Regions from separate parts of the Homo sapiens genome. Here all the other regions are linked to region 1. The links are chromatin contacts, found by Hi-C or POLR2A ChIA-PET in ENCODE. All regions are on one chromosome and are shown on one strand. The core of a region is the stretch at or near the end of the contact, and the rest is flanking DNA. Distances in the headings are between cores, read along the strand shown.

Region 1 (2,560 bases), core at 36-2,535:
CTCTCTCTCTCTTTCTTTCTTCATATGGAGTTTCCCTCTTTCGCCCAGGCTGGGGAGAAGTGGCCCAATTTCGGCTCACTGCAACCTCTGCTCCCGGGTTCAAGCGATTCTCCTGCCTCAGCCTCCCAAGCAGCTGGGATTACAGGCGCCCGCCACCACGCCCAGCTAATTTATATATTTTTAGTAGAGATAGGGGTTTCTCCATGTTCACCAGGCTGATCTCGAACTCCTGACTTCAGGTGATCCACCCGCCTTGGCCTCCCAAAGTGTTAGGATTACAGGCGTGAGCCACCGTGCCCAGCCTGGATTCTTTTTTTTTTTTAATCTTATTTTTTGAGAGGGAGTCTGGCTCTGTTGCTCAGGCTGGAGCGTAGTGGCTGAGCTCGGCTCACTGCAACCTCCGCCTCCCGAGTTCAAGCGATTCTCCTGCCTCAGCCTCCCGAGTAGCTGGAATTACAGGCGCCCACCAGCATGCCCGGCTAATTTTTGTATTTTTAGTAGAGACGGGATTTCGTTATGTTGGCCAGGCTGGTCTGGAACTCCTAACCTCAAGTGATCCGCCCGCCTCTCCTTCCCAAAGTGCTGGGATTACAGGTGTGAGCCACCGCACCCAGCCTCCAAAAGAGGCAATCAGATAACGCATTTATGTTAGTGAGCAGAGGGGTAACTTTGAATAGAATGGGAGACAGGTTTTCCCTACGCAGTTCCCAGCTTGACTTTTCCCTTTAGCTTAGTGATATGGGGGCCCCAAGATATTTTCCTTTGACGAATTCATCTCGGAAACCAAGATTTATTTTCTTTTGGAATTTTAAAAGTTTTGCTCTTGCATTTAAAAAAAACAGTGCGTGTGTGTTTCGCTTTAATTATTATTTGCTGCATTTTGGAACTGAGTCAGGCAAATCATTTTTGTTCCTAGGCAAGTGCCTTTGATCTTCAAAATCTACCCAGTCTTTGGGGCACTGCTGTCTCCTTTCACAAGGTCCTAATTCCCACTGAAACCAGTCTGTAGTATTTGTGGCTTGGGGCCACTTCAAGATTTCAAATTTCAGCCTCAGACTCCAATCCCCGGGCGGGATCCGGGAGACCCAGCCCCGTGCGGCCCCCGCCGAGCTGGCGGGGATTGCAACGTCGGGATCGTGGCGACGCGCGGGGCCCTGGAGCCCAGGCGCGCGGCCCCAGGCGCGTCAGCCCCTCCCCGCCGGCGTCGCTCGCCGTCGCCTGCGGTGACTCAGCTCTTCCGGTCACCGCCGTCACTGGTGGTTCCCGACTGCAGTGAAGGTGCGGACGCCAAGTCACTGCTCAGTAATGCTGGAGCCGCCGGCGTCCCGGGCCTTCTCCAAATGCGCTGCATTCCTGCCCCCACCATGACTCAGCGGCTTCCGCTCCGGCGTCAGCGGCGCTCCGGCCTCCGCCCGCGAGGCCCTGCTGCCTTCCCACTGCCCCACGGGGGCCACAACGCGCCCGCTTCCGCCCTTAGGTGTCCTTCCAAGCCCCTGAAAAGGTTTGGCAGCTTGATAAAGGATCCCTGAACTCCAGTGTTTAGGCCCTGCAAGGCTCTTCTCTGTACATTGAGGAGCTGAGGCCTCCGCACGGGAAAGTATTCCCCACCCCCCAGCGCAAGGAGGAAGTTAGCCTAAGACTAATTGAGGCAACTGAGGCCTCGGACAGCCGCGGGTCCTGAGAGCCCGATGGACCTACTTTGGAAGTTCAACGTTACCGTTTGCAGATGTGTGACACTCCCCTACTCCTACCCCCACTCCTACCCCCACCCACTTAACAGACATGAGGATTATTCCATGCCACCTTGTTGTTGGCATTGCGTAGCACATGGTAGGAACTCAGCAAATCTCAGCTTTTGTTTGTATTTTCTCTTTCTTTCCTTTTTTTTTTTTTTTTTTTTTTTGAGACGGAGTCTCCCTCTGTCACGAGGCTGGCGCGATCTCGGCTCACCGCAACCTCCCCCTCCTGGGTTCCTCCTGGGTTCAAGCGATTCTCCTGCCTCAGCCTCCTGAGTAGCTGGGACTACAGACGCACGACACCACGCCCAGCTGATTTTTGTATTTTTAGTAGAGACAGGATTTCACAATATTGGCTAGGATGGTCTCGATCTCTTGACCTCGTGATCCGCCTGCCTTGGCCTCCCAAAGTGCTGGGATTACAGGCGACAGCCACCGTGCCTGGCCTGTATTTTCTTTGAAATGCCTTTTAGATGTAGTTCTTCCTCTCCATGGACAGAGTCACCTCAGCAACTTCCTAACTGGTTTTGCCACATTCCCATCCAACTTCACACAATGACCGGGTGCATTTTTATGGCACACTGTATTCTGCAAGTCATTCCTCTGTGCAAGAAAATTTAATACTCTGTTGAATTTTGGTTTGAGTGGAAAGTCCTTTCCCTGGTATTTAAAGCGATCCATCATAGTCCGGCTCCCATCCTTCCCATAAATATTTTAGGCCTGCTCTGCATCCTGTATTGTGGTACTCGGATTCCTGCCCTCCAGAGCTCTGGTGAGGGGAGATAAATACATAATCACGTCGTCATTATACTGTGTAATAAGTG
Region 2 (2,560 bases), core at 34-2,533, 940 kb before region 1:
CGGATGCGGGCGGCATCCGGACTGCTGCGGGCGGGGGGAGGGGGAAGAAAGGCAACTTGAGACCCCATCAAGCAGAGCTTTGGCCCCAACACCGGGAACGGGAGCCATTCTAGAGCCAGAGGGAGCTGGAAACTGCTCGCGCCATCTGAGCTGCGGTCCAGCCCCGACGATCCCCCGGGCCAGGGGAGTGGAGACAGAGAACTCCTCCCGCACACCTTCCTTCCCTCCCGTCCCTGGACAGCACAGGGCGTAGTTACCTGTCTTCGGGGCTTCGAGAGGCACCCTTCATGTCCTGGGGCCGAATAAGGGTCTGGGCAGGCCCGGCCTTCACGTCAGCGAGCCCGGTGGGGTAGCTGCTGGACATCCGCAGTTCCCTCTTCCCACGACTCAGAGCCCACTTATTCCACCTGGAAAACACAAGCAGACCCGATTCGCGTGCGTTCAGGTGACGCCCAGGCCTGTCCCTGCTCCCATTCACTTCTAGACCTTCGGGACCAACGGTCAGTTCCCCTTGCCTGCCAGGTACCAGCAAGGGGGAAGGCGCTGCCCGGACTCACTTCTTTCGAAACTCCGACGCGACATCCAACCGAGCGGTGTCAGCGCCTAGGAAGGCGAGCGAACCCAGGTACATCAGGGCGACGGAAACCAGCTTCATCCCGGCTGCGAAGCGCAGACCCTGGAAAAGAAGAAAGAGAGTCGAGCGTGAGCACCCGGGCCAGCTGCACCGCCCGGGCGGGGCACGGAGGGCGGGCAGGGGCCCCGGCGAGGCGGGTTTAGCCCGCGCTTTCCCTGGCTCAGACGCTTATCTCCCTCCGCGCAGAGAGGCGCCAGAGGCGTTTGCACGCGCCGGCCGGGTGACAGGCCCCGCAGGGGAGGCCGCTGCACCCCGCCAGGCTCCCAGAGGGTCTCTGCTCAACTTCTTGGAACTTGGCTGACGGAGCAGAGGGGACTGGGTCTCTGGACCTCCAGCTGTGTGCACGAGCTGGGCCCAGGATATGGGGTGTATCTATCTCTCAGAGAACCCTCCAAAGTGGGTTGTTCCCCTCACCCAGCGCTCCCAGTTTAGGGCCTTGGCAAGCACTGCCCCCCACCCCACCTCTTAACCCGCAGGGTCTGCGGCACCTACCTGCTAAGAGAGTGATCTGCCAAGTACTTGAAGGAGAAAGTCTCAGACGTCCCACTGGCAATGGCAAAACTCCGAAGTCCAAGCCCAGCTGCAGTGAGAAGCCCGAAGTGGCAAGGCTTGAGCTGTTCTATCCAGTGTCACCAAGAAACCACTGAGTGGCCAGCTCTGGTTCCTGTGCTTTATAAGCGCACGGGTGGGGGAGCGGCGGGGCGGGGCCTGGGCTGCCCGGTTGCCTTCCCTTTCTTTCCTCAGCCACGCGCGCTCCTGCTCTCGGACGCGCGCATTGCTTCCTTTGGGGCTGGAGTTGGGATGGGGGGAGGGGGGAGCGGGGGAGAGGAGGTCCCTCGTGCCCAGAGGGCTTAGGTATGGGCTCCAGGCGGTTGGTGCAGGAACTGCCACAGCCCTCTTTGGGCACAGGGTTCAGACAGTACGCCGGAGCGAAGGGGCGCCACTACAACCTCTTGAGGTCCTTATCCAGGACCCATGCGGCCCGGAGTGCAAAGCCTCCTGGCGAAGAACAGCAAGAGCCCGCGGAAGGGACAGCGCGGATGGCCCGAGCCCTGGACCTGGGGAGCTGTGGCCTCAAGTGGACCGCGCCCCCCTGCCGGCTTGGCGCCTGACCGGGCCGCGACCCCAGACTCCCGCGGAGGGGCCGGGGCAGGGACGGAGCAAAGCCGAGAGGAGCAGGACTCACTAGTCCCCCAGAGGACCAAGACCCCGGCGTTTCGGGGTGAGCTAGTAAGATTTCACGGTAGGGACAAGGCTCAGAAAAGCTAAATTGAGAATTGGGATTTGGAGGGGGGAATTATCTGAAATTTCAGAATTTTCATTTCTATTTGGAAACATAGGAATAACCAAAATTAGGAGGAAATATACTGTTTCATTTTGCCTCCTTGTAATCCTATTATGCCTTATAAGGTCATAACCTGAGATTGTGCCTGGCTGCCTTCATTAATCCATCGTAAACGTGAGGACTGACTGCCAGGGAGCACACTAACGCTTCACGTATGCTAATCATTTTACAGTTTACCAAGCACGGCCACATCCCAGTCTACTTTGAGCTTCACAGCCACCCTTGAGTCAGGCAAGGAAGGTAACATTCCTTTTCCCATTTCAGCAGGTAGAAAATTCAAGCTCAGAGAGGGGAGGTATCTGCAGAGAGGGGAAGTCACCCTGCAGGTAGGAAGCAGCAGAGTCCCTACTCGGCCCGACACGCTAGCACGGCCGACTGGGGCGCGGCGTGGATTCCTCTAGGCTGGGGTCACCAACTTCTCAAGGGGCAAAGGAGAGTCCTAGCCCCCGCCCAAAGAATTTGTGCCTGTTCATGATGAATCACGCTAGACACGTTTGTCACCCGTTTGTGCTCTTTCATCACAGCTTCTTCTCTTTCTTACTTCTCTCCTGGGGGCCAAACTGGGAAGGAAAGGCTAAGCC
Region 3 (2,560 bases), core at 24-2,523, 550 kb after region 1:
GGCAACATAGTGAGACCCTGTCTCTATAAAAATAAAAATTAAAAAAGTAGCCAGGCGTGGTGGTGCATGCCTGTAGTCCCAGCTACTTCAGAGGCTGAGGCAGGAGGGTTGTTTGAGCCCAGGAGTTTGATGATGTAGTGAGCTATGATTGCACCAATGCATTCCAGCTTGGGCAATGGAGCAAGATCCTGTCTCTAAAAGAAATTTAAGAAGAATAATAAATAAACTTGAAAAAATGGTCATAAAAATATCTGTGCAGTGTATTTCAAAAGGTTATGAGGATCAAACAAAATGATACATGTAAAAAGAATGTTACAAAGCAGAAATGTATGCTGGGTAGGGGGGAGAGGAAGGGACAGGATGGGGATGGGGATGGGACTAAACTTAGGGGGTCTGCCGTGTCCCAGGGACTGTGCTCATTTTCTGACAGGAGCAATATTATTACCGACTGTGACAGCAGCTCCCACTAAGCCTGCACCTTAGCTGCAGATCCTTAGCAGGGCAGAGAGACAAGGCTGTATTTGTATCAGGTTTGTCGTCTGGGTTGTGACTCTCGACTTGCCCAGGATTCTTCCTGGTCCTGACCGAGTTGTCTTTGCTCTCCATTTCAGGAAGATGAGAGACTGCTTAGGCGCCACCACTAGTACCATGAGTCCCTGCACTGGTTAAAGCCATCGCCACAACCTGGACAGGCAGCAAGGTAAGCAGAGAGGCCAGTCCAGGCGAGCTCCTGGGATGTGAGTGCATTTCCGCCCCAACTGCTGCCCGGAAAAATCCCAAGTGCACAAACAAGTCAAGGCAGCGCATCAGGGTCCCTCCTACCCGAGCTCCAGGACCCAGAGGAAGCTGGGTCCCCTTCAAGCGCTTCAGCTAGCTCCCTCCCCCCTGGCAGGGATTCTTCCAAGTTATAAAAAATGAGACACTGGAGGGGAAGAAAACAAGTCCACTCACTGTCTTCTCCCTTCTCCCCTCTGAGCTGTTCAAGCAAGTTCCCAGGAGCAGTTCAGAGCCCCTGTTGGACTGGAAGGGAGGTAGGAGGAGTGGAATGCATGCAAAAACCGAGCTGATCAAAAGACAGTGCTGTTTCATGGAAGCCTCCCAGAACTGAGAGAGAGAGAGAGAGAGAGAGAGAGAGAGAGACAGTGAGAAAGAAAGAAAAAGAGAGCGCCCTTGTGCACGCGCTAGGCCAAGAGCGCGCCGCTGTGCGCGCGCCCGCCTAGCGAGGACAGGGTCTCCATGACAACCGGCCTGGCCGGCTAGCAGTGCTCTGCTCACTTGGCTGCGAGGAGCGCCACGAAAGGTCAGAGGAAGGAGCTGTGGGAAGCTCGCAGCAGGTATCGGAGCTTAAGCCAGTGGATTTGGGGGCCCTGGGCTCCCTAGCCGGCTGCGGTGTGAGAATGGAGTGGGCAGGAAAGCAGCGGGACTTTCAGGTAAGGGCAGCTCCGGGCTGGGATCATTTGGCCTCCTTTCCTGGCCCTTCTCTCCGGCTGTTTTCTGGGAGTCAGGCGAGTGTCTGTAGTCTCTGCTCGGGGTTTGGGGCTCAGGAATGATGTCATGCTCCAACAGTTGGATTCTATTAGCTTAAGGAGGAGGGAAACAGCCAATTTTCTTGACTTTGCAAATCTAGCTGATCTCACTCTTGCTGAATCTGAGGTGTTTAGACTTCACTCTAAAAAGCATCATTTTACTTTTATTTAGCACAAAGGCACAGGATATTTTTACAGGAAGAATCTTTTATATGGAAAAATCTGAGTTAACATCACTCCCGTGGTGTTTGTAGTTCTTACAGGGAAACTCCAGTGCCTTTTGAGCCGCTTGTTCGTCCTAGTGAACACTGTCTGTTTTGTCTCTTGGTGCTGCTATGTCTGACCTGTAATGGAAAAAAAAAAAAAAAAAAGGCTAATTAAGCTCAGCCAGGAGCCTGTGGTGAGTTCCAAGTCCCTCTAGAGCATTTATTAGGACAGAGGGACTGTCACAGGGATGCCTGAGCTGGGGTTTTGCACTCTCTCTCTTCCAGGCAGCTTGGTAAGAATCAAGCTGTCCTCCCACATCAAAAGGTCGATCACAGACTTTCCTAAGAGGTGGAGGAGGGGGCTGGCTTGGGGTTGGGGGGCCTGCAAACAGGTTTCTCATCCAGATGTCCCAGAGTGAGCTCTCAGCAGCAGCTGCTAAGAGCTGGGGAACATGAGGCACTGTAGTTGTGCCGGGTGGATTCCTTTGGTTACATTTTGACCAAATCTCAGGGCACGCAGTGTCCACGCTGTGCACTCCTACACTGATTGTCCTAAGTTTTGGTAAAACTTGTTCTGACCTAGAGGAGTGGTACATGGTGAGCTGTGTGGCCTTGGAAAGGAGACCCTCCCAGAAAGGCAGTTTTATAGGTGATAGGGTAGTGGGGTTGTCAGTAATATTATGAGGAGGATGAATGCAGCAAACACTTCCTGCAACGGAGACCCATCAGGGGTTGTGCTTCCACTTGAGCCATGTTATGTCTTAAATTCACTTCTTGGCCTCAGGGAACTTTGCAAATGCCTTTGGTTTCTCTGTGGGATGAGGGAAC

What was found. Hi-C counts contacts between places; a loop is a spot of excess contacts on that map. ChIA-PET counts read pairs that join two places held with the same protein, here RNA polymerase II (POLR2A). Pooled maps may share reads with other maps.
Region 2: a pooled map shows a loop between it and region 1 (4-fold over the local background). The contact joins the promoter of ADM here to the enhancer-like site in region 1. A Hi-C loop is called at or near these places in 1 of 168 maps with a recorded cell type or tissue (heart left ventricle) and 7 of 50 pooled maps. POLR2A ChIA-PET finds 5 or more read pairs at or near these places in 1 of 52 experiments (B cell).
Region 3: a loop to region 1 is called in a pooled map, with 2.8 times the contacts of the local background. The contact joins the promoter of DENND2B here to the enhancer-like site in region 1. A Hi-C loop is called at or near these places in 2 of 50 pooled maps. POLR2A ChIA-PET finds 5 or more read pairs at or near these places in 2 of 52 experiments (BJ and RWPE1).

What each region holds. Positions count from the first base shown.
Region 1 is chr11:9,363,201-9,365,760 of GRCh38, reverse strand. No RefSeq gene overlaps it. Among named protein-coding and RNA genes, the nearest start is that of IPO7, 20 kb to the left of the region's middle. RefSeq lists enhancers at 514-1,215, 851-2,050 and a silencer at 1,041-1,220. Within about 2 kb of position 1,285, at least 41 of the 41 ENCODE cell types and tissues checked have a DNase peak (open chromatin) inside an H3K27ac peak, as active enhancers do; they include B cell and heart left ventricle, where a contact is called at or near this core.
Region 2 is chr11:10,303,796-10,306,355 of GRCh38, reverse strand. It overlaps ADM (adrenomedullin), which reads right to left and starts at 1,283. Exons shown (of 4, transcript NM_001124.3): 1 at 1,127-1,283; 2 at 558-676; 3 at 258-407; 4 at 1-24. The coding sequence starts at 655. It also overlaps a transcript of SBF2 not described here. RefSeq lists silencers at 692-741, 762-811, 1,492-1,541, 1,722-1,821, 2,312-2,371.
Region 3 is chr11:8,809,387-8,811,946 of GRCh38, reverse strand. It overlaps DENND2B (DENN domain containing 2B), which reads left to right and starts at 1,273. Exons shown (of 20, transcript NM_213618.2): 1 at 1,273-1,430. DENND2B-AS1 (DENND2B antisense RNA 1) reads right to left here. Exons shown (of 5, transcript NR_120590.1): 5 at 1,671-1,870.